Regions from separate parts of the Homo sapiens genome. Here regions 1, 2, 3, 5, 6 and 7 are each linked to region 4. Evidence: chromatin contacts called from ENCODE Hi-C or POLR2A ChIA-PET data. All regions are on one chromosome and are shown on one strand. The core of a region is the stretch at or near the end of the contact, and the rest is flanking DNA. Distances in the headings are between cores, read along the strand shown.

Region 1 (3,875 bases), core at 511-3,010, 4.1 Mb before region 4:
TATCTTTCTGCCCAAAGATAGAGATGCTGGGTGGGTTTCTATGTTCTAGGGATAGAAGGCAAGGACTTGGTCACTGTAACACAGAACTGAGCTAGCCACTTGGGTGTCTGGTTGGCAAGTTGCCCTGGTAACTCCTTGTTTAAATTGTAAACTAGATAGACCTTCAAAGCTACAATTATGAAAGTGTACTAACAGCCACAGCCCAACAGAAATGAAAATGTACAAGCAAGTACATTTGCAATTTTTAATTAGCTTTTTTTTTTTTGAGATGAAGTCTCCCTCTGTCGCCAGGCTGGAGTGCAGTGGCGCGATCTCGACTCACAGCAACCTCCGTCTCCCGGGTTCAAGCGATTTTCCTGCCTCATCCTCCCGAGTAGCTGGGTCTACAGGCGCGCGCCACTATGCCCAGCTAATTTCTGTATTTTTAGCAGAGACGTTTCACCATGTTGGGCAGGATGGTCTCACCTCTTGATTTCGTGATCCGCTTGCCTCGGCCTCCCAAAGTGCTGGGATTACAAGCGTGAGCCACGGAGCCCGTCCAATTTTTAATTAACACTTTTTTAATACTTCTTTAATTATTGTTTAAACCAAGTTTTCCAGCCTCCTTCATTAGCCTGTTTGGTATTTGCATGCTTTGCTTGAATATTTTATCTCCAGCCCATTCCACACCGTTAGTCAACATTTTCATCTGACAGACGGAATCAAGGCCTAGGCCTCCCTTAAACAAAACATCCCTCCCAAAAGTACCACTTATAAAAATTGCTTGCCACAGACATTCTTGCTACAGACATTCTTTGCGGATCTTTGGCCAGTAACATGCATATACCCACACATAGTTTGCAAATAACAACTATTCAACGTGAAGTGCTACAAAAGTACGATGATAAAGTGCTCGCCGCTTGAAGAAAAGCACTAATAATTGTAACAAAGCCAAAACACACACACACACAACGAAAAAAAACGCACGGTAAGCCAAGAGCTCTTTAAAAATAAAAAATAATCATTCTCGGGAACAAATAAGGTAGGTACAAACTTGCCAGGTGACTCTGTTACGCTTAAAGGTTCTGGCTGTCAACAGTCCCCGGCGTGGTGGCGGCGGCACCCTCAGTCCCATCCGACTGAGGGCGTTGATGCGGGAGCCTCGGGGCTGCGGGACTGTTCGGGATAGGACGCGAGAGCACCTGGACAAAGGCCTGAGGCGGCTGTGCAGAACAGGGAGTGGCCCCGAGGCCCGGGTTTGTCTTCCCTTCCGGTCACCCCTCCCGGCCCAATGTCCCCAGGCCCCTGCTTACCCCGCTGGGCGCCGTATCCCTGCGCTCGGCGCCGCGCTCCGGAGCGAGTTGACAGCCGCGGCAGGCGAAGGCGCGGCAGAGAGGGGGGAGAAAGGTCTTCTTCCCCGCCCGCAAGACCACCATGGCCCCACGCCCCCTGGCTCCCGCGGCGCACGGCAGCATTGCGACGGCGCGAGGGGCCGCTTTACGGCAGGGTCGCGAAGCCCGAGGAAGCGCGGCGGCGCGGCCGACCGTGCGCTTTCCCAGCGGTGCGACGGGGTGAGGGGGCGGCGGGCGGCGCGGGCTGACCCGGGCGGCCGCTCCTTGGTCGCGGTCACTCCAGGCTGCCTCGCTGCGCCGCTGGCGGTGGGCGTGGCGCTGCCGGCGGCTAGGCGCGGACGCCGGAGGAGGTGTCCCCGGGTTTAGGGGTGTTCGGCCAGGGGCGGGGCTGCCGGGCCCGGGCGACTGCCGGAGCTGCGGAAGTCGTGGAAGCGTCGGCGACGCATCGCGCGATGGCGCGGGCGGGACAGGTGAGCGAAGCGCGGCTTGTAGCCTTTTCCCTCTCTCGGGGGGACGAGTGGGGCACCACCTCCGCGCGGGGCTCCCCGCTGGGCCACCCCTTCGCCAGCGCCCAGCCCCGTGCGGCCTGTCGGATCAGGCAGGGCAGAGTCGGTCTCGGCGCTGTCCCCGCCCCTGGGGTCGGAAGCGACCGGGGCTGGCCGGGCCTGGTCTCTGGTGTCTCCGGCCGGGCCTCGGTTCCCCTCCTCCCCCGGCTTCCCCCGGCCGGGCCGAGCTCCCCTCGCGCGCCCATTGTGAGGTCACGTCCTGCAGGCGCGCCCTGGCACCCGGGCCAAGACGCCCGGAGCGGCTGCTGCAGCCAGTAGCGGCCCCTTCACCGGCTGCCCCGCTCAGACCTAGTCGGGAGGGGTGCGAGGCATGCAGCTGGGGGCCCAGCTCCGGTGCCGCACCCCGTAAAGGGCTGATCTTCCACCTCGCCACCTCAGCCACGGGACGCCAAGACCGCATCCAATTCAGACTTCTTTTGGGTAAAGGGCCAAGAGGGAAGGGCGAGGCGGGGAGGAAGCAGCTCGGGCCGCCTTCCCTCCGTGGCCTCCAGGACATCCGCCGGGGATAGATTATGCGTTTCCATTGGTTACCCACCTTGAGCGAGCCGTTTGATAGAAACCAAGAGCTTGAAACGTGCATTAGGCCATTGTGGACTCCCAGTGGGAGGCGAGTGAATGAATTATTCATAGTTACCACGTTTTCGCGGGTTGTTTTTTTTTGAGAGAGTGGAGCATGTTGGGGGCTGAGGAGGTGTTGGGCCTCGAAAGCCCAAGGTGGTGCCCTTCAGCGCTGTCCCGGTCGCTCTTCTTTACCTGTGGGGTTTTAATCTCTTCAGGGAGACTTCTGTGAGGGAAGATGTGTGAGGAGCTAAAAGGGTGGGGAGGGGAAGTGCACAAAGGGATGGAGAGAAACGAAGAAGCGGGGACCTTGGGGATGTCTGAGAGCCACTGGTTTTTGTTCTGGTTCTTTCTTTTGCTTAGAGTTTCTGGAAACTAGGCATAGCTGTGTGGCGGGGCGGGGTACTGTTAGTGTTCGGAAGGTTACAAGAGCTACTGTTTCACCTTTCATAAAGGTGCCCTGCTGGTTCCAAATAGTTTGTGTCGCGTACGGTGACTCACACCTTAATCCCAGCACTTTGGGAGGCGGAGGCGGGCGGATCGTCTGAGACCAGCCTGGGCAATATAGTGAGACCTGTCTCTACTAAAAATAACATTAGCTGGGCGTAGTGGTGTACGACTGTAGACCCAGCTACTGGGGAGGCTGAGGTGGGATGACTGCTCAGAAGTATACCTTTTTAAAATGAGAATTTTAGAATGACTTAATATACCATTAGTGTTCTGCAGAAGCCTTGTGCTGTAGTAAGTTATCATTCTTGTCGTCTTTTAGTGCTTGTGAAACTGAACACAACAAAAGTATGGATATGGGAAACCAACATCCTTCTATTAGTAGGCTTCAGGAAATCCAAAAGGAAGTAAAAAGTGTAGAACAGCAAGTTATCGGCTTCAGTGGTCTGTCAGATGACAAGAATTACAAGAAACTGGAGAGGATTCTAACAAAACAGCTTTTTGAAATAGACTCTGTAGATACTGAAGGAAAAGGAGATATTCAGCAAGCTAGGAAGCGGGCAGCACAGGAGACAGAACGTCTTCTCAAAGAGTTGGAGCAGAATGCAAACCACCCACACCGGATTGAAATACAGAACATTTTTGAGGAAGCCCAGTCCCTCGTGAGAGAGAAAATTGTGCCATTTTATAATGGAGGCAACTGCGTAACTGATGAGTTTGAAGAAGGCATCCAAGATATCATTCTGAGGCTGACACATGTTAAAACTGGAGGAAAAATCTCCTTGCGGAAAGCAAGGTATCACACTTTAACCAAAATCTGTGCGGTGCAAGAGATAATCGAAGACTGCATGAAAAAGCAGCCTTCCCTGCCGCTTTCCGAGGATGCACATCCTTCCGTTGCCAAAATCAACTTCGTGATGTGTGAGGTGAACAAGGCCCGAGGGGTCCTGATTGCACTTCTGATGGGTGTGAA
Region 2 (4,184 bases), core at 1,216-3,715, 4.2 Mb before region 4:
TTCTAAGTTCCTCCAGAACACTGTCTTTGGTCGTTTCTGGCCTGTAAGACCATGCTCCAATACAATTCACAACGCAAAACTCAGAGACAAAGTCCATCTTATTAGAATGGTTTCTCTGTCCCCCAAGCCCACCCAATGCTAGGACCTCCCTCAGCTGCTCAGATCCCAGTTAATCATCCAAACATGGTGGGGGGCTCTGGAGGGGTATCCTGCCACCACGCCAGCGTGGGAATGAATCTTCTCTTCCACGAGGGGTGCCACCTTGACTCAAGTGTTTCAACTCCACTCAGTCGGAAGTCACCGCGGGACTGCCACACAGTGCCTCAGCAGAGGCCACAAAGAAAGGCAGGGAAAAATGCTAAACAATTCAGCTGATACCAGAAGGGCTCTGGAAGAGAGAATGAAGGAGGGGAACACAGTGGTTCACTATAAAACAGAACCGTAAGATCAGTGCATGTGTACAGCAGGGAGAAAGAAATTGTGCTTTGGTGGAAACCTCTGCCTCATCTTGGCCACACTTTCTCACGTGCTCCTTACGGTTCATACAGACGTAGAGTATTTCTGTGCTATTAAGAGTTCGTTACACCATAAATACAATTTTCACGTGTCAACTTAAAAGTAAATTTTAAAAAAGATGAAGGAGGATGATTGGCGGAAAGTGTCTAAAAAGACTCCTCATGGTGGCGATACTGGGGAGAGGTGGGCAGCACTGGTCTCAACTCTCCAGGACACGCTCAGTGACCGGTGATGGCTCCGTACACTGTAGATGCCAGAGACACTTCCCCAGAGTCACTCGAATTCCGTCCTGTCCCCGAGGCTCTGTGGCCGCTCACCCCCCACCAGGCCTCCAACCAAGCTTCAATGAACCCAGTCAATTAGTGCTACTTTGACTTCTTGAACCTAGTTCCAACGTCTGCTTAGTTCTATCACTGAGGGAATTAAACGAATCTGTAACACGTGTTAAGTATGAAAGTCATATTACAAAAATTCTTTTTCTCCCCCAATTTTTTTTTTATCGTGGTAAAATCCACAGAACAGAAACTGGACACACCTGTTAGCGCACAGCCAGTGGGATTAAATGCACTCGGGGCCTTCCCAGTTGGCCAAGGGGCTGGTGTGAGGCAAAGGCACCTCCGATCAGGTCACAGGGAACCCCACGGGAGGCCCAGCGGATGGCCTGGCTCAGGGACCCCACGCCCACGCCCCAATGTCTGCAGGAGTGGCCTGGGCAACTCCTGCCGTGTCTGGGCCCATGGGAAACGGGTGCAAATCTGCGGTCTCCTTCAAACTGTCCAGTGGGCGACTGCGACCTCGCTTCCGAGGTGGAGGGTGGTATAGACGAAGGGAAACGGGGGGCAGCCTGGCCCGCAGACTGGGTCCTGGCCCTCCTTCCGAGCAGGAGGTGGCTTCGGAACCGGCCACCCGCCCGCGGCACCGACGCCTCCCCCGGTTCCCGGGAGGGACCCCTGCGGGGCCGCCAGCTCCAGCGCTTCCGCGGACAGCACGCGCCCTCCCCACCGAGCCTGCGAGGAAGGCGCTCCGCCTTCCACTTTCTCGGGAGCGAGCCCCAGCTCTCGGGACGCAGTCCACACGCGCTAGCCCAGCACGAACCGGCCTCGGGCAGGGCCGCACCCACCCCCGGGACCAGCCCGCGCCCCGCACCCCGCCTCCCGGCGCCCGCCCTGGACAGGTGCCTCCTGCCCTCCCGGGACCCCCGCACCGGGACACCGCGCGCCTCCCGCCCTCCCCGCGGGCGTAGGAGCCTGAGGCGGCGGCCCGGGGACGCGGCCAACCTGGGAGAGAGCGGGGGCGGGGGCCGGCTGGGGAAGGGGCCGCCCGGAGGCGGAGGGGTCGTCGCGGGAGCCTGGAAGCCCGCGGGGCCGGGCCGGGGCGGCGGGGCGGGTCGGAGGCGCTGGCCGGGGCGACGGCCACCCACCTCCTTGTCCGGGACCCACTGCGGCTCCTCCAGGCCGAACGGGCTTCCGAAGGCGCGGTGTTCGGGCACCATGCGCAGGCCGCTCGGGGAGCGCACCAGCTTCTTGGCGTCGCGGCGCGCGGACACCTCGGAGGACATGACGCCGCCTCAGCCTCTCGGCCAGCGGCCCCGCACCCGGCCCCTCGCCCAGCCCGGGGCACCGCCCGCCCCGCCCCGGTCCGCGCGCGGCTGACAGCGCCGGCGTCCAATCGCCAAGCCCGCCACGGAGCGCGGACTAATCGGAGCTTGAACTCCGCCCCATCGCTGCCCTCTCCAATCCGTGTAAGGGCACCGCCCCTGCAACCCTGAGGTCGATCACCAATCGGCGGCGAGGGCTGGCCCGGGTACGCTCCGCCCCTCTCAGGGAGATTGAGACTTTGGATTGGTTAGTTAGTCAGTCACGTTAGCGCCGCTTCGTCTCTGATTGGTGTAGCCCACTCAGGGTGCTAGGCGCCTATTGGAGGAGAAGGCCGAGAGGAGCAGGACGGCGGGAAGAGGAGTGCGGAACCCGCGGGAGGTGAGGCCCGCCGAGCCGGGCTGCGAGCCGGGCTGCGAGCCGGGCGGCAGCGGGGTCGGAGGTCGTGGGCGGCAGCGGGCGTGAGGGGTGAGGCAGGGTCAAGGGGCGGGGGCGGCCGCGGGTCTCCATTGCCCGAGCCTGTGGGAGCAGGCGGGCCTGGGGCTGCAGCACTCACCCCGGGAGCCCCGCCGCAGCTCGGGTAGCGTTCAGGCACCTCGCCGGGGCCGGGCCGCGTGCGTTCGGAGCGGGGAAGGCGGTCTCCGGGGCCCCCGGTGCGCGCGGGGAGGCGTCCGCTCAGGGGAGGCCGAGGTGGGCCCGCGGCTGCGCCCCCGGCCTTCGATGCCTTCGCTCGTCCGCCTGGGACCGCGCTGGCTTCGCATCGAAGTGGGAGAGGTCTGAACAGTTATTTTAATACTTTGATTTGGAAAGAAAATCCTTTAGGCCGGGCGCGGTGGCTCACGCCTGTAATCCGAGCACTTTGGGAGGCCGAGGCGGGCGGATCACGAGGTCAGGAGTTCAAGACCAGCCTGGCCAACATGGTGAAACCCCGTCTCTACTAAAAATACAAAAATTAGCTGGGTGTGGTGGCACGTGCCTGTAATCCCAGCTGCTTGGGAGGCTGAGGCAGGAGAATTGTTTGAACCAGGACCCGGGAGGCGGAGGTTGCAGTGAGCCGAGATCACATTACTGCACTCCAGCCTGGGCTACAGAAAAAGACTCCATCTCAGAAAGCACACAAAAAAAAGAAGAAAATGTTTGTTCATCCTGCCTTTAATTCCTTATTACAAGGCGTGAATTTTTATTGTTTTTTTTGAGACAGTCTGGCTCTGTCATCCGGGGTGGAGTGCAGTGGCGTCTTCACAGCTAGGCACAACCTCGACCTCCCAGGCTCTCAAGTAGCTGGGACCGCAAGCGCCACTACACTGGCCAGCTATTTTTCTTTTTTTTTTTTTTTTTCGGTAGAGAGTAGGTCTTGCTGTGTTGCCCAGGCTGGTCTTGAACTCCTGGGCTCAGGCGACCTTGGCCGCCTTGGCCTCCCACGGTGCTGGGATGACAGGCATCAGCAGTGTTGAAGCCTGTGAGGTGGGGTCCCTGTGGCTGACTCTGCCCTCTCCTGGGGCCATTGGCAGTGCAGGGGTCCTTGTGTGTGGAGGAAATAAGGAGATGATCAAAGTATGATTCCACGAATCACACGGTTTATTGTCAAAGAAGATTTGTTCTCGGGTTCACAGTGCTCAGAGGGGAGGAGAGGGGAGGAGGTGAAGACACCTGGCAGGGAAGCAGGGCCTCCATGGATGGGGTGCATTCACGGCAGGGAGGTGAGTGGCAGAACGGCCAGGGTCCGGTTGCTCTGCTGGGATGGAGCGGGCCCCTGGAGAGTGAGATCTGGTGAGAGTTCGAGGTTTGCCTTGGTAGCAGTGGAGAGCGTGAGAGCGGGAGCTCTCTGAGAAGCTGGGACCGAGGTCCAGCTCCCAGGCCAGCAGCGTATAGCTTGCCTCAAAGCATCTGCACAACCTTCAAGCTGATGTCTGTTTTTGCAGTCCAGCAGTCAGGGTCAGTAACTCACATAAGGGAGTGTCTGACAAGGTTTAAGTGGCATTCCCAAGGTTGCGGAGTTCACTCAAGTCCTCACATATGTGGTCTGATAAGACATCACACTCTTGCAGGGGGGTCAGGTCACCCCAAAACATC
Region 3 (4,165 bases), core at 492-2,991, 4.0 Mb before region 4:
ACCTGGACCCTAGCTCTCCTGCCCGGGAGGAACACGCCACCAACAACCTAGATGCATCAGCGCCTGGGGCCAATCTTGGCTTCAATCGCCACACTGGGCGGCCCCAGCACCTGTATATGTGCAGGGGTTCCCACAGCCCAGGCCCTGGACTCAACAATGGTGCTCACATTCATTGGTAGCAGGTGAGGATCTGATCATGGATGAGGATGGGGAAGGCTCCCCACCTACAGTGAGCTCCTCGGGGTAGCCCTGGCCTCTTTCCAGAAGGGGCAACTCTCTCTGCTTCACCATCAGCACGGAGGACTAGAGGTTGACGGTCAGTACCTAGGACAGCGCCAAGCATCAAGCTGGCCACGCCCCACCAAGGCAAGCAGGACCCTCACTAGAGCACCAGTCCTCCCCAGCTCCTCCTGGTCCATTTCCCACCACCTCTCACTCCAGTTACAGCACCAGCCTCCTAACGGGCTTCTCTGCCTCCACCTTCACTCCCTGCTGTCAGCATCCCGGAAAGATGTGAAAATAGAAACTGAGGAGCCACATGTGTCTGTAGGAAGGGCAGGCTGGAGGCTCTGACCTCCACCTTTGTGTCAATTTCTGCGTTAAACTGAGGCAGCCTGAGGAACTCACCAGACTCACAGACCACAGAGCCGGGCCGAAGCTCCAACATCATGGTGATGAGGGCGATGTCTGTGGAGTAGAGGATCTGCGTGCGGTGCGGCAGGTTCAGCGTCCAGAGCTCGGGCGTGGGGTGCAGCACATACACCCAGCCACCTCGGCCGCACGTCACCTTGGAGCCGAAGGGGCGGCCGATAAGGTCAACTGAGTGCCGCAGGACACCATGCCGGGTCTGGGTCTGTGCCCCACGCTGCACACGCACCGCCACCATTGCACCATGGCCCAGTGACAGGATGGCCGTGTCACCCTCCTTGATCAGCTCCTCGTATGCCACGAAGCTCATGGTGCTAATGTCTGGCAAGGGCCAAGGACCTGGGGAGGGGTGTGTGTAGGCATGAGCAAGTCAGGAGGCAGGATGAGGGCCTAGGGTCTAGGTAGAAGGCTTCGAGGCCTACATCCCAGCAGTGGGCATGGGCGGGGTGTGGCTAGCTCAGCCTCAGTCTCTGCCACTGCCTGACAGGGAGCCCAATAGCGCTGCACTCTGGCCTGGCCTCTGAAGCCTTTCTTGGTCTAGGACAAGAGACAGGGACTATGAGCCTAAATCAGAGATGAAAAGACTGAGGCTTGGCAATGGCGGAGTTCGGTCCCAAGGATTCCCGGAGTGAGGACCCGACCCTCCCATCACCCTTCTCCAGGAGCTTGACTCCCATTCCCAAGATGTGAGATGAGGAAGCGCCTTTGCGAGGTGTCCACCGGCGGGGGAGAGGCAAATGGTCAATGAGGTCACCTCCAAGCCAGGCTTGATTCCTCACCCCAGTCTCCCCCACGGGGGCTAGGTGGCAGGGTATGACAGAGGATTCAGGGCTCCCCAGTAAGGGGCTGGGGACGCGGAGCTGGCCGTCCACGCAAACACCGCCCAGCCGATGCAGAGGCAACAAGGGGCCAGGCCGGGCCGGCGGGGGCCGCCCATGCGAGGCTGGAGGGACAGGCCCTGCGCGCCGTGCCCGGCCCGGGTCACCCTCACCCGCGCCCTGCCACCCTGTACCCCGCGGAGTCTCACCTGCGACGCTCCTGCTGCCGGGGCTCCACACGTGCCTCCGCGACGCGCGGCGGCGGCGGCCACAACACTTCCGGCTCCGCGCCCGCTGATGACGTCGCGCCCCGCCTCCGCCTCCCCCTCCCCCCCTCCGCGCACGGGATCCTGGGAGCGCCAGGCTGCCCTTCCCGCCCCTCCCAGAGGACGTTTCCTGGGCGACTTCTTCCCTCATGTGAGCTGCTCTGTTTACATTTGCTGGTCGCTGGAAGATCGAAAGACTGGACAAAATCCATATGGCGGCCGGCCGGCGCGGTGGCTCTCGCCTGTGATCCCGCGCTTTGGGAGGCCGAGGCGGGAGGTTCTTCTGAGCTGAAGAGTTCGAGACCAGCCCGGGAAACGTAGTGAGACCCCCACCATCTCTACAAATAATAACAAACAAACAAAAGGTCCCCCCGCCCCGCCGGCCGCGGGTTGCCGTCGCACCCAGGCACATTTGAAGGGCGGCAGGAGCCAAGGCCTGGCTGTCACTGCTGTCCCGGACCCCTTTGACGGCCCCTGGGGGTTCACCAGAGGGCTGGCCCGTGGCTCACTGCCCAGTCCTCTATGAGGACACTTCGCCATAGACATTTTGTTATTGCAGACTGCTCTGGGAACACCCCTGACTGGGCCCTAAAATGAATTCCAGAAAAGGAATCGCAGGTCAAGGGGCGGTTCTAAAAGGCTTGGGCTAGGGTCAGCCAGAGCTCTGTGCAGCAGATGGGGGCCTGGAAAAGTCTGCAGAAGTGGCCTTCCGCCCAGGCCCTGCCTCCCCCGACGGGGGCACGTTGTCCTGAGTGCAGAGCTGCTTCTAGGAGGGAGTAGGGGTCCTGTGTCCCCTCCTGCGAACCAAGGCATAATGAGAACTGGATGACTTGGGCCCACTTTTGGGTCTGGTGAGCAGCCTGGGCAGGAGACTGGAGGAGGTGCTGCTGGAGGATGGGCAGAACAGGGAAGCGGGAGTGGCGTTCTGTCTCAGCAACACCATTCCCAGCTGGCTCCTCTGTGGAGTGTGTGTGCAGGGGAGCGGGGGCAGGGGACACGGATTTTCTTCCTCCAGCTCTTAGCTCTCAGGACCAGAGCTTGGAGAGGAACAGAGACCCCCCTACCCAGCCTAGGGTTTAGCCTGCGCCCGAACCCAAGCCAGTTAGCAATGACCCTAGGGCACCCTCCCCAGTCACTCAGCCACTCCAGCCTGGTAAGATGAGGTGGCCAGGCTCCTGCAGAGCGAGCTCCCCTCTGGAGCCCTGGCAGCCTGTAGAGCACTCTCAACTCTCTCGCCTCTGGGGCAGGCCAGGCCAGGCTGTTTGTGGCCCTTGCATTGGCTTCTCAGGGTCCATCATGGAAACCTAGGGGTCCAACCTCAGCCCCTCTGTGTCCCTGCCCTAGCTGCGGCTGAGAGCCCCCAGGAGTAAGCTGGTGAGAGGCCTTCCATGGCCTCCCACTCTCTGTGGGCTCCTGTCCCTGTGGGGCCACCACGCTGGCCACCAGCTGCCTCTACTTCTGCCTTACAGCCTCCCTGCCTTCTGCTCTCAACGTTGAAACAGCCCCCTCCACAGCTCCCGAACCTGTGTTCCAGCGGATGCTTCTCTCCCTTGATGATGCACCCGCCTGAGTCACCCCCTAATTTCTCCCCTGGGGGATTCTGACTTTCCACTTCTCTTGGGTTTCTCTTCCCCAGCCTCTCAGCTGTGGTTGGTGTGGAGTCAGGGCCGGGTGCCTATAAGGGCCTAAGGTAGGACTTGGTGACTCGGCGGTGGTTTCCCTTGGTTCCGACTTCCCTCTTGCCTCTCTGTCTATTACTGGCTGGTCAACTCCTCCAGTGCCCCTTCCTCCAGGCAGCCTCCTCAGCCCTGCCCACCTGCTCCATCTGAGCCTGCCCCAGTCCCCAGCCTGAGTCCTCAAGCAGAACCAATCCCCCCTACCTCAGCTGATGATTCCCTGTGCAGAGTTTGTATTGGGGCTCCCCTAACAAGAGCTGATGCTGTATATGCCCAGCTGTGCCATCTCATTGACTTCTCCCCAGGATCCTAGGAGGGAGGGAACACTTTACAGATGGGGAAACTGAAACTCAGAGATGTTAAATAACTTGCCTGAAGTCACAGCCAGTGAGGTCAAAGTGGGATTAGGATTTAAAGCCAATAAACCCCCAAAGCTCAGCACTGAGGAGGCTGAAGAGGGAGGACTGCTTGAGGCCAGGAGTTGGAGTTCTGCCTGGACAACATAGCAAGACCCTATCTCTTAATTAAGAATTAAAGCCAGTAAACCGGCTTCAGAGAACCAATGGCTGATTTGAAGAAAGGTGGGAACAGGCAGGAAGGATGCCCACTGGGGAGGCTGCTGTGCCCAAATCCCTGGCAGGGACCACGTGACTGCAGTCCCTCCCCTCTAAGCAGCACAGCCTCCTACCCCACTGTGCTCTGTGATCCCCAGTCAGCCCCTGTCCCTCTCCTGACCTCAGCCCGCTTCCTCTTCGGG
Region 4 (4,225 bases), core at 1,308-3,807:
AATCTTTGATTTCTGAGTGTCATCTAATTTGCTCATTATCACTACATGGTTTGAGTGCATTTATTAACTTGAGAATCACGCTGCTTATCTATTTAAAGTTGGTATTAAGAAAGTGTTAATCCGAGTAAGGGCAAGACCAGAGTCCTGTAGCATATCTCCAAAGACATCTCCCCAGGCTTACATCAACTCATTAATCAACATTTCGGGTTTGGTAATTTGCATGGATATAAATCCATCTAACCACACCTTATCCAATGCACATTTAACTCTTGTGTCTACACACAGTATTAGAATCTTGTTGGAAGACTATGTCCTAAATAAACTTAAATGAACTTATGTCCAACAATCCCCAATCACCACCAGTCTAGTAAACTGTAACAAAAGGAAATATGATTTGTGTCACCTGGCTTTTTCTTGAGACAGGGTCTTGCTTTGTCGCCCAGGCTGGAGCGCAGTCACCCGATCACGGCTCACTGCAGCCTTGATCTCTCAGACTCAAGTGATCCTCCTGCCTCAGTCTCCCAAGTAGCTACTACAGGCATGCACCTCCACATCTGGCTAATTTTTTGATTTTTTTTTTGTAGTGGTGAGGTCTCACTATGTTGCCCAGGATGGTCTTGAACTCCTGAGCTTGTGTGATCCTCCAGCTTTGGCCTCCCACAGTACTGGTATTATAAGCGTGAGCCACCACCTCTGGCCTCACCTGGCCTTTTCTCACTGAAGCTCTGCTGGCTTCAGGGAATCAGCTCTCCTTTCCCAAGTACTCATAAACTTGTTGGCTCTTCCAACAAGATTCTAAAACAGATTATTAATAGGTTCCTAGTAGCCAAGAGCCATCGAATGGTTCTATGTGAAAACAGACATTTACCAGATTCTAGTCTTCTATCATTAACTGTACTTTTAGGATTTTTCAAAATCTAAGAATAACGATTTTATAAAGTCATCTGCAAATACTCTGGTATACAATTTACCTGAGCTTAAAAATATGATCACTCTGTAATCTCCTCAATTACCTTGAATTTAATTCCTCTAGATTTTTTTGTCCTTATCCAATTTTAAAGAAAACAAGCAGAAAACACTGTCCTCCCTTTCAGACACTCAGCAGAGTCACTGCTTTCAAATATAATGTCCTGAAATGAACTAGCCCATTTTATAGGCCACAGCTATGACCAATTTTTCTTTATGACATTCAATTTTAGAAACAGCATTTAAAATTTAAGAACCTCATTAACAACTCGAATAGTTTTTATTGCTTGTTAGTGCAAACTACATTTTCAAAATGGAACAAATTTAAACAGGATTTGCCCAGAAATCAACTAATATGCTTGAATAATGCATCACAATATAATCGAAATGAGATAAAAGAGGGAAAAAAACCCTAAAAGACACCAGCGGTGGTCACTCTGAATAAGACAATCTTGGATAATTATTATATTCATAGTCAAGATTATTTAACAGGTAAGCATCCTAAGGGCACTTTAATCCAAATGTCTATCAATACTACTACCACTACCATCATCCATCCATTCTTTCATTCAGCAATACAGAGGGCTTATTAAACGTCAGGCAGTGTTCTAGGCGCTGAAAGCTCCTCGCTTTCATTCTAGCAACATCATTCATACAAACCTTTAGCGGGCACCTACAACTGCAAGGCATTGTGCTAGGTATCTGTAAACAGCGATTTAGATCGAGATACACAAACATCACCAAGTTTCTCTTAAAAACACAGAAGACCACCCTTAAGAAATGCTCTTAGAAATAGTTCCTAACCTCAGATGACTTAGCGAAAGCTCCGTTTAACTGGCAGTCTAAATTTAGGGAGCATTACCGAGCCTATCTTGGGCAGACAATCGTTTAGGAGCTGTCACATAACCTCTAGACTTACGCTCCAATTTTCTAAAGAACAATTTCTCTCATAACAAACCAAATCAACCACCAGGAGCGGGTCCGTAAAGACGATGTCTGGGCAAGAACGAAATCTAATCCCGGAAGTGCCTTTTCCTCATCTTAGCCGCACCCTCGTTACGTGGCTCTCCAAAACTCCAAAGTCGGAGTACCCTAGACATGGAACAACCTCCAAAAAGTTTCAGGCCTAGCCAAGGTTGGGACTAATACGCCGCGAAATAATCGGGGAGATATGAGAAGTCTGTGGCTGTGAGACTGTGCGCGGTTAACACCGCTGCCCCTTTTGCCCAACCCCTAGAAAGTTCCCCAACTCTGACTGCCCCCCAGTGCGAGGGCCGCTACCAGTTCTAGGGTGAGTCCGGCCTCCCTGCCCCGCCCCGGCGCCTCAGACCCTCTCTACACGCCCGCCCCACAACCCCGCGTCGCCCGCAAAGTTCAATGTGTACCGGAGGTTAGCGGAGGGAGGCAGAATCCGGAAAGAGAGACTCCGCCAGTGGATAGCGGCGGTTGGCCATAACCTACTCCGACCTCCAGATACGCGGGAGGTGGGCGGCGCTGCCCTCAGTCGGTGGGTCACTCACCCCTCGCTTCAGGCAAGCCCCTCAGCGACGTCTCTCCTTGCCGACTGCGGCCATCTTGTATATGGAATGTCGGGGACCTACGTCATCACGCTGCGTCCTGAGACGCCACCAAGCGACCGGAGGGGCGGAGAGAGTAGGATGCCTGTCAACCAATGGGAAGAAAGCAGAGCTCTCAAAAGAGGAACGAGCCGCCGCTCTCCTCCCCGCCCGCCCCGCGGGTCAGTGGCTGCTGCTTACAGAGGGAGGAGCCAGCCACAGGGCCCATCCCGTCGGTCCCGCCCCTCGGGGCGAAAAGGCATTCTGGAGCAACCGAACCTGCTAACGGAACTTGGGCGCGTAGGCGGGGCCCGGGTCGAGATTCGTCCAATCAAAGCTCTGGCGGGGGCGAACGCAGCCAGTTGCGACATCGTGGTTGGCGGCGGCTGAGCCGGCCGCTCTTGCCCCCGGGAGCTGCCAGCCCACTGGCTGGGGAGGACCCCGAACGGAACGCCGGCTGGGTGGCGGGGCGGGGCCGCGCCCATGCGTCCGAAGCGTGGGCCAATGAACGGCGGCGGCTGCGGCCCGGGGGCGGGGTCCGGGGCGGGAGGAGAAGCGTTGGGCCGCGGTCGCGGGGCCGTCTCAGGCTGCCGTCCCGCCCCTCCCGTCCGGCCGCCGCCGCCGCCACCGCCGCCACCGCCTGGGGGTTGGTTGAGGCGGACGGCGGGGTCCGGGCCGGAGTACGTCGTTCCCGCTGCGCTAGGGGAAGCGGGCAGGTGAGTGCTGGCGGCGGTCTCTGCGCCCGCGCGGCCCGCGGGGGAAACTCGCGCCGCGTCTCCGAGCTCTGCGAGGCCGTCCCTCGCCCTGGCCAGCGCCCCTCGGCCGAAGTCCGGCCCGCGCCCCCGCCAGGGTCCCCGCCGGCCGCTGTGGCCCCGGGGCTTGAAGGGGCAGGTGTGCGCTCGGGGGCCAGGGCGAGGAGGGCCCGGCGGGGTCGGAGGGCGCCGGTCGGCCTCTGCCCGGGCGCCCTGCGGGGCGAGAGGCGCGCGCTCGCCGCTGCCCTGTCCCCTCTGGCGCCCACGCTCCCGGGCCCCGCGCCACCCGGTCTCGAGGTGGTGCCAGGTGCAGGCAGCGCTCTCCCCGAGCTTGCCCCGCTGTCCCCGGCCCTCGCGCCTGCTCTCGGGTGGGGCCCGGGCCCCTCGCGCTAGTCGGCTCGGCTCTGCGCGCGGCCGGGTCGCGCTCCCATTTCCTTCCTTCCTCCCGTCACCCCGCTGCTCGGGGAAGGCTGTGCGGTTTTATGTTCCTCTCTGCGAGTTCTCGGTGCCCACCAGGGTGCCCGGGGACCAGCCCCCGCCTCCTCCCGCGCCGTCCAGTTAGGAAGACGGACGTAGGAAATAGGTCGTCTTTCTTCCCACGCGCCCCTGGCCGTGCTCCACACGCGCAGTGCCCTACTAGGGAGAGGCAATTCGGTGCTTTAGAGTTTGTCATTCCGGCGTTAACTCTTCCTCCTCGTGGCTCCAGCCCGGCGATGCAACTCTTGTCTTTTCCCGGTCTCCACTTGGGAAAAGGAGCTGACAGTGACGCGCGCCCCTGGCTGCGGGGCTCACCCCTGCCCGGCCGGTGTTGGGAGGAGGGCATTTCAGTGTTGCAAAGGCATTCGCGGGTTAGGACCACTCGGACCGTGTTATTTTGCTTTTCTAAATAAATAAGGTGATGTTTCAAAAGCAAAAATACTTTTAAAGTATGCTGACAAATCAATTTTGCTT
Region 5 (4,120 bases), core at 515-3,014, 3.9 Mb before region 4:
TCTCAGGACATTACTGAAAGCATGAAAACACTCAAAGCAAGGAAGCATTCCCTAAGAGAAGACATTTCGTGCCAGCAATTACCTCATAACACTTTTAATGAAAGGCCAGTGAAGTTTCTTTACAAATTATTTACTAGATGTTTTACAGAATATAGTCAACAACTAGATTGAAACACTTTTGAACCCAGTGTTAGAGGAGAACAGAGTTAGAAAACGAACAGAGTCAAACGTTTCTTCAATGGAATTTCTACTACAAGTTCTCATTCTCTAGCAATGCTGTTCCTGGCATTTTGTAGTTTCACATGAACAAAATCAAAGGTTCCTTTTATAAAACCATAGCCTGTGAGCGCTGAAAGGGACCTAAGAGCTCATCTAAGCCAATCTCTTTTTAGGAAGGAGGACAGCGAAGCCCCCAGCGGGTGTCCCTCAGCTAGGCAGTGAGTGGCAGAGCAGAGCTTCACTATACATCTGCTTTTCAAAATGTTTAACCAACTCCTTCAAAAAAGATTTGTATGGAAAGGAAACTGCCTTAATAAAGGCTGCGCGCTAGTGTTTTGGAATTCCTAAGGGGACCGCAAAGATCCCTCAGTGGACACTTAGTGACTGTGATTAAATTTAGTTCCAGACCATCTTAAAGAACGAGACCGCCCACTTGACCCAATCGATTACTCTTAATCAGCACCGGTAACATATGTTATTAATGTGACAGTCTCTCAAGAACTGCCTGACCAAGTTAAAAGCAGAGTTCGGCTAAAATAAGCACTGACCACTGCAGTGATCTGACACACACGTTTGCACAATCCATTGCGCGGCAACCTGGCCTCTCAAAGCACCGATCCGTAACGCTGCAACTCCTGGGCTTTATTAACCGACTAGACTGCCGGCATAATCGATGTACTTCGCAGACCCGCCCGCGAACAGCGGGACACGGCAGACTTCTGGAGGAAACGGTCCGACCTGGCTGCCTCCTGGGTGACTACGGCCTGCCCTCTATTTCCAGAGCGTTCGGCTGGGGGGAACACCCGACTGCAAGGCACTGCCCGAGGAGCACGAATGCCACCCCGAAGGTCCGCCAACTACAACGCCCAGGTTACTTACGTTTTCAGTGTCTCGTTCATTCACCGTTGGCAATGGGGTCCTAGTGGACATTTTACTGCACTTTAATTCTGCACAATGCGAGGGTCAAAACAAAACAGCACAGCCCTAGGAGGCCGGCGACCAGCGTCCTCGAGTCCACGGCAGTTCCGAAAAGGCGCCGTGGGGAGGGCGGCTCCCTTCCCCCTACGGCCGTCTAGATCCCGGGCCTGGCCCGGGCCGTCCCCCGGCGGGTCCCGGGGCTCATTCTCTCCCTGCCTCGGCGGCCGAGGCGAGGAGACCGGGAGGGCGGCAGTGGCGGAGCCGAGCCTGCGGGCGGCGGGCTGCGCTTCGGCCCGCCGGCGTCCCCTTGCCTCAGGGCGCCCCGCGATCCTGGGCCCCCTCACCTCCTTCTCCACTCCCTCCCGTCGCACCGCGAATTTCAGCTCGCGGGCCTCCACACAGCGCCGCCGGCGGCGCCTGAAAACGAGGAGGCGGAGGAGGATGTGAAGGAAGTGGAGCGCAAGACAGGCCGCCGCGGGCTGTGGGCGCCGACCATGGAGCGGGCTGCGGAGGAGGCGCCTGCGCCCGACTGCTTCTCCCTCTCTAGCGAGCTTGCTGCCTCAGCCTCCGCCCTGCTGGCCGCCGCTGCCGCCGCCGCACCCCGGCACCTCAGAGCCTCACGGAGCCAAGATGGCCGCCCCTCGGCTTCCTCTGCTGCCTCCGGCTGCCGGAAGTGACGACAGGCCGCCACCCGGAGTCCCGCCAATCAGCATGGCCTGAGAAAGCCGGCCCGGCTGTTGTTGCTAGGGGCGACTTGGTCCAGACCTCGCCGCGGGGGCGGTGCAGAGGGCTGGATAGTGCTGGTCGGGTCTCCGCTGACTCCCGCGGGCTGCGGGTTCCTCCTGTCCCGAGCGCGCCGGCAACCGCGAAAGAGCCGAGAAACGGCTCTGGGCGACAGCCAGAGCCCTCCCGCTGAGTTGGCATTTACACACTACAGGCCTGGGTTGGCTGGATTACAGATCGAGAGCCTATTGTGCGCAAAAGTTGCGGTTGCATCCCTGGGACTGCGCTGCACCGAATGGAGCCCCAGCATTAATTAATGACAGGGCCGGGGCTACGGGAAGGCGCCGGGCTCTTGCATCCTTAACTGTGACCCGGGAGTCAGGTTCTCGCCAACAAACCTTCCCGTCTCCGGATCTGAGCAGCTGCGGGCTGGGCGCGGACCCTGAGGGCAGCAGGCGCCTCTTGCCCTCAAGGAGCTGGTGGTCAGACGGGTGACAGACCCGGACCCAGCTAAATGCCATCCGGATGGAAGAGTGCAATAACGAGGGTGGCACAAAGGGGATGGGTTTGGGGGCGAAATGAATCTGTAGAGGACCCCAGGGACCAGCTTCCAAATGCCTGTAGGGGGTTTATAAGCAGGCTTTTCTTACAGTCAGTGCGTTGCTGCTGGAAGACTGGAAGCATCTCTGGGTGCCAGCCTCGGGCCAGGCTCGGTAGATGCCTGCAGGCTGGAACACTGGAAATGCTACCTGACCTGGAAGCCTTCCTTGCCCATTCACCTCTTCACGTGCTCGGTGCCTCTACTCAGCTCCTGGCCAGCGGTGGATGGAATCCATGGGTGCAGGGTCCGAAGAGGGAGAGTAGTGTGAGATGGGGGTGACACGAACTGTTACCGAGAGTCGAGTCTACCTTGTGGGTTCATGACATTTGTTACCTCATTTAGCCTCAGGGTAACCCTATGAGATGGGCAGACACACATGCGATCCGAAGTCTAGACAGGTACAGTGACTTGGCTAAAGTACACAGGTTGGTTAGCGACAGAGCTGGGATTCTAACCTAGCTCCCAAAGCTTGGATAATAGGTAAGCCCTTGTAGTGGGGGGCTATGTCATGCTTGCTTTCCCTTTGGTCCGTTGGCATCCCAACTCTCTTGCTATGTTTGAGACATTTCTTGCTCCACGAAATATATGTTTGTTGTTGTTGTTGTTGTTGTTGTTGTTTTGGGACGGAGTTTCGCTCTGTCGCCCAGGCTGGAGTGCAGTGGCGCGATCTCCACTCACTGCAAGCTCCACCTCCCGGGTTCACGCCATTCTCCTGCCTCAGCCTCCCGAGTAGCTGGGACTGCAGGTGCCCACCACCATGCCTGGCTAATTTTTTTTGTATTTTTAGTAGAGATGCGGTTTCACCGTCTTAGCCAGGATGGTCTCGATCTCCTGACCTTGTGATCTGCCCGTCTCGGCCTCCCAAAGTGCTGGGATTACAGGCGTGAGCCACTGCGCTCGGCCAAATATATGTATCTTTAAACGCCAGATTCACTCCCAGAGAGGCCAGAGGCTCCCAATGTTAAAACACCTGAGGACTAAGGTAACACTCAGGGCTCCCATCTAACCCTCAGAGAGGAGTGGTCAGGGGGCCAAGAGTGGTTCTATTTAAAATGTGAATAGGGGCCGGGCGCGGTGGTTCACGCCTGTAATCCTAACACTTTGGGAGGCCGAGGTGGGCGGATTGCCTGAGCTCAGGAGTTTCAGACCAGCCTGGCCAACATGGTGAAACCCCATCTCTGCTAAAATACAAAAAATTAACCAAGCACGGTGGTGTGTGCCTGTAGTCCCAGCTACTAAGGAGGCTGAGGTGAGAGAATCTCTTGAACCTGGGAGGCAGAGTTGAAGTGAGCGAAGATCAGCCCACTGCACTCCAGCCTGAGCAACAGAGCAAGACTGCGTCTCAAAAAACAAAATAAAGTAAAATAAAATGTGAATAGGGAGACGGCATGCACATCTGTAATCCCAGCTACTTGGGGGCCTGAGGTGGGAGGGTCACTTGAGCCCAGGAGTTGGAGACCAGCCTGGGCAACAGAGTGAGACCTTGTCTCTACAAAAACTTAAAAAAAAAAAAAAGGCAGAAGGATGATGCCCACTGCACTCCTGCCTGGGAGACAGAGCAAGAACATGCCTCAGAAATAAATAAATAAGTAAATAAATAAATAAAGTTATTCTCTTTCTCCTTCTGGCCAAGAGGAGTTAGTGGAATTCCATTAGTTA
Region 6 (4,131 bases), core at 1,429-3,928, 3.9 Mb before region 4:
CCACCGTGCCCAGTCTCCCTTACATTCCTATTACAAAAAAACCTTCTATTTTGTTCCCAACAGTTAGTAACTTATCTTAGGATCTTAGGAGTTCATCATGGAAGACTCACCAGGTGGGTTTTTGAGAATGAATGTGCAGAGTTTATGATGTGTGTCAAGCATGCCTCGATAGCCACAGGCTTTACAAGAATTACCTATTGTTTGCTTCTTTGGATTGACATGCTGCCAAAAAAATAACAAATGTTATCCATAATATAACATGAAAATATCTAATCAGAGGACATCTAAACCACAGACAGCTTCACATGCAAAGAAAACTTTTTTCACACAGTGACCTACTTTAAAAAAAAGAATGGAAATATCTCGAAAACTGGAGTTTTGTGTTTGATTTAAAATTACATTTGCTCTGCCTTCTCAGGAAGGTGACTTAGCGGTATCACAGAAGCAGGTATATGGCTTTTTCTTTCGACAACCACAAAAGCACTTACCAAATCTGTTTCAGGATTCTCACATTCAGGACAGAGAACAAATTTTTTAATGAATCCATCCAACATGTCTTGCAGCTTATTCGCCTCATGAGATCCATTGACAATGTAACGGTCATTCTTAACATCAAACTGGGTCTGTGCTCCCAGCTCACAACCAAAATATTTGGTGGGATCTATTTGAATGAAAAAGGAGTTTGGATCGTTACAGTTAACTAGATCTCTGGCTACTCACTCACATTTGTACGAACACCACTTTTTTTTTTTTTTTGAGACAAGAGTCTCACTCTGTCACCCAGGCTGGAGTGCAACGGCGTGGTCTCAGCTCACTGCAACCTCCGTTTCCGGGGTTCAAGCGATTCTCCCCCTTCAGCCTCCCAAGTAGCTGGGACTACAAGCGCATGCCACCACGCCTGGCTAATTTTTGTATTAGTAGTAGACTCAGGATTTCACTATGTTGGCTAGGCTGGTCTAGAACTCCTGACCTCGCGATCCGCTTGCCTCAGCCTTCCAAAGTGCTGGGGGTTACAGGTGTGAGCCAACGCGCCCAGCCATCCACTCTTTAAATGCGTTCCCCTGGTAGTTTTGTAAACTCATGGCAACCAATAAACCACGGTTCCTCACTTAACTTGTAAGGTAATTAGCTAGCATACAATTAGAACAAGTTTTGCAGCTCAAAGACTTTGAAGACTCTATCCATAATATGCCCTGTGGACTTTTCCAAGCTTTACTTACACGTTGGAGGCCGATTAAGCGCCTTTGCAACGTCAACCATGTTGACTATAACTGTCTTGATTCCATTGCCTTTGCCCTCAACCTAAAGGAAATAAGAATTTTAGTTGTGCAGTTTCCCCTGACAAATGCAAACTTCAAAATTCTACAAAAAGAGCTATCAACTAAATTGAAGAGCAGTTTATTACCTTGGCAATCAGACGGGGCATCTTGTAGCGATAGAACTGGTCTGACACGCTGCGGTTGACATTGACAGACATTTTGGCTTATTAGTGGCTTTATCAATAAGATGAAGAGATCTTTGATTGCAACTTTTTGGTATCTTCTGTCTGGAGAAGAAGGGATGACATAAACGACTGCAAGAGTTCTCGGTCTCTGACATGAAAAAATTTTCGCCACTGAGGCTGTAAGCTTCTTGCTTGTATGCTATGTTTCCCCAATACAGGTACCAATGGCTGCGCAACAGCTCTGAAAGAAAAAGGGAAAGAACACACAAAAATCCCCCCAGGTTTAACATCATCGCTGGATGGAAACGCCTCCTTTTTACATCCTAGTTATGCTTCTGCTTAACTCCACCTTAAAAAGCATCTGAGATCACATGCAAACAGCCATTCTCATGTAACACAGTACAATCTGCGGGAACATAAAAAGGCCTCCATTTCGACTAAGCTGTGACTGGTAGGGAAATGCCTGACAAGAAAACACAAGCTGTGCTGCCTCAGCCGCCGTGAGATTCCATCAGACCGAGGGCAATCAGCAGGTTTGCCTCTGCGGCCATCCTGGAAGTGCTGAAGAACGAACCCGAGCCCTCTCCGCCGCCCACCCCGCCTGGATAAGCAAACTTCTCAGGCACACCCCCGTTCGTCTTCATTTTTAAGGGCAACCTAGGGAACTGTTCTCTACAACTAATCGTTGCTTCGGCAACCATGGCTTACTTCAAAGCAGCACTTCCTTAAACGCAGCGCTCGCCCACAATTTGCCATTAAGCAAGAGAGCGCGAGCGAACGCCAGGCTCGCCCCGGCCTCCCTTTTCCTCGCTATTCAAATACTCGGTTAACCTTCGCCCTGGTCCCCATGGCTACCGCGCTCCGAGGCGTTTCCGCGGGGGCTGGCGAACCGGGCAGCTCCGCGAAGGAGGGGGGCGCGCGACCGGGGCGTCTGGCCCCATCCCCAGCGCGTCCCCCGAGAGCCGGCGGCCCCGGAGGGTGCACAGCCGGGAAGCGACACACGGCCGAGGGGTGCCGGGATCGGGCCGCCCCCGCCCCAGAGCGCGCGATGACTCACAAATGCAGCAGCTGAAGCCTGAGTCAGCCCGAGCGGCGGGCACGCGCGACGCGCTCCCGCCATGCCGGGGAGGGGGCGAGGCCGGGCCGGGGAGCGCGCGGGGAGGGGGCGGCCGGCGCCCGGGCCCGCGCCCGCCCGCCGTCCGCCCAAACTGCGCCACACGCCGCGGCGGGGTCACGCGGCGGCCGCCGCCATCTTGTGCGGCCGCCATCTCCTGGCCCGCCGCGCCCGCGACTCACCGTTTTCGTCAAATAAAGACATAAACCCAACGCTGCTCGCCCGGGACTGGGATGAAGTGAGGCGCGATATAAACCCGAGTCCGAGTCCGAGGAGGCGGAGGCGAAGCGCAGCGAGGAGCGGCCGGGCCAGGTGCCGCCGCCGAGCAGCGGGGAGGGGCTGTCCCAGCGACGTCCGCGGTCCACACCCGTCAGCGCCGGAGCTGGGCGACCTGGCGCGGAGAGACGGCGCCGTGAGCCGTGGGCGGTCGGGGAGTGCACCTTCCCCGCCAGCCAGCGGCCCGAGGGGTCGAGGGGGCGGGAAGCACCGGGCAGGGGGCCGCCCCTTCACCGGACTCACCTCTGGAATGTTCTCGCTCTGACTGAACAACGCCGCCGCCGCGCTCAAGCTACCCTCGGCCCCAGCGTCCGCCCCCCGCGTCAGGCCTCACTGCCCATTGGCTGGAGGCCTGCCACAGCTCGCTCGTCATTGGTTCGCTTGCGACGTCAATCGCATCTTTCCGCGCCCCTTCTGCTTCCTGAGGCTCAACTCGCGGCCTCGGCCCGCCTCCAGCCCCGGTCTCGCTTCCTTCCTCTCCCCTCCCCCCGCCTTTCCCAGAGGTCTTCGCGGCGCAGCCCTTGGGTCTCGCGAGACCCGGAGTGGCCCTGGTGGCGGGGCCGGGGTACCGGGGGCCGTTCTTTGTCGGTTTGGGCCTTGAGGGGGAGATGGTGGTTGGTCCCCTCCCTCGCCGGGTCTGGGACAGGCCGCGGCGTCATGGCGACTCCCGGGACGCAGGAGCCATCGTCCTCGAAACTGCTTTCGAGGCCGTGTTTTTGCGGCTGCCACCTTCGGGGAGAGGAACCCGACCGCGTTCTCCCCGCAGCGGGCGCTCATCTCCCTTTCCCGTTCTCCCGGGACGCCCGACTCCGGGCCTCGAGGAATGAGTTGTTTTTCCACCTTAAGCCCCAGGCCTGGGTCTTTCATCCCAGGGACGTCTTCTGTTTCGGACTCGGGGTGGATTGGCCGCTGGCGGAACGAGTCCGTGACTCGCCAGTGACCGCCCAGGGCGGTCGCGAGGCCGCGCCGCCTCGGTGTCGGCCCGCAACCCAGCCTGCGCGCTTAGCTCAGCGCGTCGCCTCCCGTTTTCGGAAGAGGAGGCCCTTAATTGGTTTGGAATCCTGGGGCCTCCTGAAGGCGCTTCGTGGTGGGTTCCCACCTTCTGGTGAAGGCCTCCCTGCTCTCCCAGGGTTGAAAAGCGCTATCCTTCGTGCTTCTCTTGTCACCTTTCTCCTAGTGGGCATCACGTCGAGTCCACCCCCTCTAGTTTATGACTTGTGAATTCTTTGATAAGCAAATCGTAGCCCAGAGCAGGCATTTATAATGAGATTCCAATGTATTCCGTTGAAAATTACTA
Region 7 (4,123 bases), core at 35-2,534, 3.8 Mb after region 4:
AAAGATGATTTTGAGGGCTTTGATATTTAAAGTGGAAAAGTAGGCTGGAGAGGAGAAAGGCAGTGTATGGTCACATGACTGAATCCACATGTTGCAAAGGAAACGGAGTAGGTAGGGGATAGTCAATTACGTATTTGTCTCATGCTCAATAAATCAGCAGTTTACGTAAGATAAGGTGAACATACAGTAGCTACCTGTGGAGCTATTTAACCTTTTATCTGTAGCTATCTACTTAGGAGCAAAAGGAAAGTCAGCTTCTTGCATGACTCAGCTTTTGGCTTTTTTTTTTTTTTTTTTTTTTTGCCTTTTTGGCATAGTGAACTGGGTTCTGAAGTTTTAGTTTTCCTTTCAGAACCTGCAGCTGCAGCTGTGTCCCATGAGTGTGGTAAGGCTTAGGGTGTTTTTGGAGATGAGCAGACCCAAGTTTTAATTCCAACTATGATGCCCAAATGCTAAGTTAATGTTGGACAAGTATTTAACCAATCTGATCTTCAGTTTGTCATCTGTGAATGCGGAACAATAATAATAATAATACCTTCTTTTGATAATTAGAGATAATGCATATGAGATATAAGCACAGAGCAGATGTTCCATGGCTGGTAAATATTCTCCCTCTTCCTCTTTGTGTGGTTGTCTGCTTGCTGTGTGTCTATGGAAGTCAGATGAGCATTTGCCCAGAGGTTGGTAGATGGAGCCCACAAGCTCATAAGAATAAAATAACTAGAATGGAAACAGAAAATTAGATGTTCCATATGTTGTAACTCATTTTTGGCTGGAAATTATAGAGACCTTGGTTGGGAGTGTCATTAGATACTTGGAAAGGATGGGCGATGATTAGCACAGGTGGCTGGAGATGAACTCCCTGAACCGGCCCTGACATCTTGTTAGAGAGAGAAAAGCTCACATAGGTGTGAGCCTAGAATTTCAGTTAATATGCATTTATTCTGTATCTTGTCATCACAAAGTTGAGTTTCGCAGTCTGCTAAGAAGAGCAAAGAACTTCCCAATAATATTGAAAGGTAATAGTCCTAAGGACCTTGAAAAGCTACATTTGTTAAGGAGTTTACTGTAGAATAGCATGCTTGTTCAGTAAAAGTGAAAAACCACCTTTGTCACAGGTGGTTGATTTCACCGGACAGCGCTGGCGATCATTAACCCACCATGACCTCCCACATTCGCCTTCAGTCACCTCCACCTGTTTTTGCCGGATGCAAAGTATCTGTTTGATGCCAGATAAGTATTTGTTTTGCAAATAAGAATAATGTGGCCGGACGCGGTGGCTTACGCCTGTAATCCCAACGCTTTGGGAGGCCAAGGCAGATCACCTGAGGTCAACAGTTCGAGACCAGCCTGGCCTACATGGCAAAACCCTGTCTCTACTAAAAATACAAAAAAGTTAGCTGGAGATGGTGGTGCACACCTGTAATCCCAGCCACTTGGGAGGCTGAGACAGGAGAATCGCTTGAACCCAGGAGGCAGAAGTTGCAGTGAACCGAAATGGTGCTACTGCACTCCAGCCTGGGTGACAGAGTGAGACCACATCTAAAAAAAAAAAAAAAAAAAAAAAAGTTTAAGTTCTAGATCTACAGATGATCCTGGATCGCCCACATAGGCCCTAAATGTCATCACAAATGTCCTTATAAGAGGGACAGAGGGACATCTGACTGCAGAAAAGGAAAGGCAACGTGAAGACGAAAGCAGAGGGAGATCTGAGGATGCTACACTACTGGCTTGGAAGAGAAGCAAGGGGGACGAAGGGCCAAGGAATGCAGCTCTCCAAGCTAGAAAAGTTCAGGAAGCAGATTCTCCCCTAAAGCCTCAGGAGAGAGCACAGCCCTACCTTGGTTTCAGCCCAGTGAAACTCGTTCTGCACCTTTGACCTCCAGAACTACCAGACAATGTTTGAAGGCACTCAGTTTGTGGGATTTGTTACAGCAGCCCTAGGAAGCTGACATCCCTGTTAAGGCTCAGCGTTGTTCCCAGACAGGGGACTGAGAGCAGGATCCATCCAGCGCTGCTCAGATCTTGCTGTTACCTTCAGGAGGTCCCAGGGAAGAGTTTGGAAAAGGGGAGGCTTTGGGTGTGGAATAGTTAAGTGACTTGTCATACAACCACACCAGAGGACGCTGTGTGGGTGTTAAAAATGACATCCCACAGAGCTTGGATGATGCAGGGAAATGCTTAGGATATAATGCCAAACAAAAAGAACAAGGAGGGAGTATACGTAGTAGAATTGGGCTGTGCTAAAAAGGGGGGCAAGTCCGGTCTGAGAGCAAACAAAACAAAATATTGCAAAATGTACCCAAGGGCTATCTCTGGCTGGGGGGACTCTGGCGACGGCTGTTTACATTGTACTCTTCTGTGTAGGGTCTCCTTTAGGAGGGCTCAGGGCTGCAGAGCAGCAGCCGCTAAGTGAGCAAGTTATAGCCAGAAGATTTTCAAATGTCAGCAGATTGGGAGCTCTGAGATAACATCGGAGACCTCCCAGCTGCTGCTGGAACCCTCAGGGTTGGACCATGGGAGGGGAGGAGGGGGAAGGAGAGAGTGTTGGAAGAACTAAGGAGGCAAGTTACAGACAATAATCTGCCAGCAGACAGGTTTTCTAACCCACCTTGCCTGTGGCTGCGGCACTGTTCTCTTTTTGCTGAGGGAAGTGGGGGATACGAGATGTTCGCCTTTCCCATTATCTAGGTCTCTGAATTATTGGGAAACACACATCTAGGCAAACAGCAGGCTCATTTTAGCGAGCACTATTTCACACTGCTGCCAGCTGGGGCTGGATGGGGCTGGCAGGCATGGCAGCCTCCCTGTCTCCAGACCTGGGCTGAGACTATGCCACTGATCCCAGGCTGGAAGGTGACTTCTATCTCCAAAAGAGCTGATCCTAGTTATCTTGTTCTCCACGTGGTTTGGACATGAAGAAGCCCAGGACTGGAGGAAGAGAGAGCAGTGCCGGCAGATCACTGGGTGAAGCTGTGTCTATCCGGTGCCACCGTGACTAATAAATTGGCAGGGTCCTGTGTCCAGAGGAACCCTGGGCTGCCTAGTGGAGATAGCTGTCAGGACGGACCCTTCTAAACCAGGAGCATGGGTCTTGGCTGCTGGGTGAGGAGTGCATCTGCCAGCTCCAGACAGCAGGATCAGAGTGAGGAAGGGTCTTCTCCAAGCTCTGTGCTAATGGGAATCAGGCTGAGAAGGGACTTCCAACCTAGCAGAGCTCAGCTGGAGGCCTGGAGCAGCAGAACTGTCTTTTGGCACTAAAAATTAATAACGTGGAAAGCTGAGAAAGAACGAGGCTGTGAGCCTGCCCACCAGGCAGCCTGGGCAGAAGTCAAAGAATTCTATTTTTATCAAGAAGTGCCACGTTCTATTACACTACTCTAAAAGAGATGCTCATTTGTAACATGGCAAGGAAGTCTCGGTCAGGGGTAGCTCTGAAAGGAAAGGTCTGAGTTGTAGGGTGTGTGTGTGCATATGTGTATGTGCATATGTGTGTGTACATCTGTGTGCATGTGTATGCATACACATATATAAAATATAAATATATATAAAAATATATTTAAATATTTAAATATATTTAAATATATATAAATATGTAAATGTATATATATATAAATATATATGCATGCATGTGTACATGTGTGAGCACCTACAGGGGCTGTTCAGAGAAGCCAGAAAATGTGACTGCAGAGATTTTTAACACCTGCAGCCTGGCTGGACTGGAGGCACGTGCCTTCTGGTCGCTTCCCCTAGGCCAGATAAACAACCCAAGCATCACACCCAGGACCCTGCATATTCACTGCAAACTCCAGAGTCACTGGCCTCCCGTCCAAGTCTGCCCCTCCTGCTCTGGGTCCCACTTAGCCCTGCACAAACTGAGGCACATCTGAGATGCTGGTTTCCCCTCGCCCTGCATTCAAAGTGGGGCCAAATCCTCTCAACCCATTCCTCACCTCCCTCTTTTGACCCACCATCAAAATAGATAGAACACACCACCATCTACCACACTCTTCTCATTTGTTCCCTTTCCTCACCATGCACGGGCTACCTGAACCCCACACCTGAGCCCCATACCTAAGCATCCTCCTTCCTTCCTCCTGGTCTTGTACTTCCAAATCTCAGC

What was found. A loop is a pair of places that touch in the nucleus more often than their neighbours do. ChIA-PET counts read pairs that join two places held with the same protein, here RNA polymerase II (POLR2A). Pooled maps may share reads with other maps.
Region 1: a loop to region 4 is called in a pooled map, with 13 times the contacts of the local background. The contact joins the promoter of BAG5 here to the promoter of CCNK in region 4. A Hi-C loop is called at or near these places in 5 of 50 pooled maps.
Region 2: a pooled map shows a loop between it and region 4 (14-fold over the local background). The contact joins the promoter of XRCC3 here to the promoter of CCNK in region 4. A Hi-C loop is called at or near these places in 9 of 50 pooled maps.
Region 3: a pooled map shows a loop between it and region 4 (22-fold over the local background). The contact joins the promoter of TRMT61A here to the promoter of CCNK in region 4. A Hi-C loop is called at or near these places in 4 of 50 pooled maps.
Region 5: a loop to region 4 is called in a pooled map, with 15 times the contacts of the local background. The contact joins the promoter of MARK3 here to the promoter of CCNK in region 4. A Hi-C loop is called at or near these places in 1 of 37 single-sample maps with no recorded cell type and 5 of 50 pooled maps. POLR2A ChIA-PET finds 5 or more read pairs at or near these places in 1 of 52 experiments (activated CD8-positive, alpha-beta memory T cell).
Region 6: a loop to region 4 is called in a map of ascending aorta, with 18 times the contacts of the local background. The contact joins the promoter of EIF5-DT here to the promoter of CCNK in region 4. A Hi-C loop is called at or near these places in 1 of 168 maps with a recorded cell type or tissue (ascending aorta) and 9 of 50 pooled maps. POLR2A ChIA-PET finds 5 or more read pairs at or near these places in 1 of 52 experiments (CD4-positive, alpha-beta T cell).
Region 7: a pooled map of posterior vena cava shows a loop between it and region 4 (11-fold over the local background). The contact joins the enhancer-like site here to the promoter of CCNK in region 4. A Hi-C loop is called at or near these places in 1 of 37 single-sample maps with no recorded cell type and 4 of 50 pooled maps.

What each region holds. Positions count from the first base shown.
Region 1 is chr14:103,560,542-103,564,416 of GRCh38, reverse strand. BAG5 (BAG cochaperone 5) reads left to right here and starts at 1,760. Exons shown (of 2, transcript NM_001015048.3): 1 at 1,760-1,801; 2 at 3,225-3,875. The coding sequence starts at 3,253. It overlaps COA8 (cytochrome c oxidase assembly factor 8), which reads right to left and starts at 1,457. Exons shown (of 5, transcript NM_001370595.2): 1 at 1,293-1,457. The coding sequence starts at 1,415. RefSeq lists a silencer at 1,503-2,152 and enhancers at 2,493-2,542, 2,642-3,155.
Region 2 is chr14:103,713,732-103,717,915 of GRCh38, reverse strand. XRCC3 (X-ray repair cross complementing 3) reads left to right here and starts at 2,465. Exons shown (of 10, transcript NM_005432.4): 1 at 2,465-2,492. It overlaps ZFYVE21 (zinc finger FYVE-type containing 21), which reads right to left and starts at 2,106. Exons shown (of 7, transcript NM_024071.4): 1 at 1,937-2,106. The coding sequence starts at 2,074. RefSeq lists silencers at 1,293-1,372, 1,433-1,502, 1,603-1,682, 1,873-2,442, 2,523-2,782 and an enhancer at 2,979-3,664.
Region 3 is chr14:103,526,772-103,530,936 of GRCh38, reverse strand. TRMT61A (tRNA methyltransferase 61A) reads right to left here and starts at 1,741. Exons shown (of 4, transcript NM_152307.3): 1 at 1,676-1,741; 2 at 628-987. The coding sequence starts at 958. RefSeq lists silencers at 1,585-1,754, 1,765-1,814.
Region 4 is chr14:99,479,741-99,483,965 of GRCh38, reverse strand. It overlaps CCNK (cyclin K), which reads right to left and starts at 2,557. Exons shown (of 11, transcript NM_001099402.2): 1 at 2,487-2,557. It overlaps SETD3 (SET domain containing 3, actin N3(tau)-histidine methyltransferase), which reads left to right and starts at 3,107. Exons shown (of 13, transcript NM_032233.3): 1 at 3,107-3,238. RefSeq lists enhancers at 2,297-2,666, 3,475-3,976 and silencers at 2,857-3,316, 3,427-3,626.
Region 5 is chr14:103,383,059-103,387,178 of GRCh38, reverse strand. MARK3 (microtubule affinity regulating kinase 3) reads right to left here and starts at 1,764. Exons shown (of 18, transcript NM_001128918.3): 1 at 1,099-1,764. The coding sequence starts at 1,149. RefSeq lists enhancers at 828-1,017, 958-1,947, 1,948-2,939 and a silencer at 1,298-1,487.
Region 6 is chr14:103,333,207-103,337,337 of GRCh38, reverse strand. EIF5-DT (EIF5 divergent transcript) reads left to right here and starts at 2,678. Exons shown (of 1, transcript NR_158216.2): 1 at 2,678-4,131. It overlaps EIF5 (eukaryotic translation initiation factor 5), which reads right to left and starts at 3,101. Exons shown (of 12, transcript NM_001969.5): 1 at 3,078-3,101; 2 at 2,741-2,949; 3 at 1,406-1,685; 4 at 1,221-1,302; 5 at 489-661; 6 at 111-222. The coding sequence starts at 1,477. RefSeq lists silencers at 2,246-2,485, 2,596-2,645, 2,786-3,205 and an enhancer at 3,526-3,645.
Region 7 is chr14:95,659,077-95,663,199 of GRCh38, reverse strand. TCL6 (T cell leukemia/lymphoma 6) reads right to left here. Exons shown (of 8, transcript NR_028288.2): 4 at 536-720. Among named protein-coding and RNA genes, the nearest start is that of TCL6, 9.0 kb to the right of the region's middle. Within about 2 kb of position 1,284, at least 6 of the 41 ENCODE cell types and tissues checked have a DNase peak (open chromatin) inside an H3K27ac peak, as active enhancers do.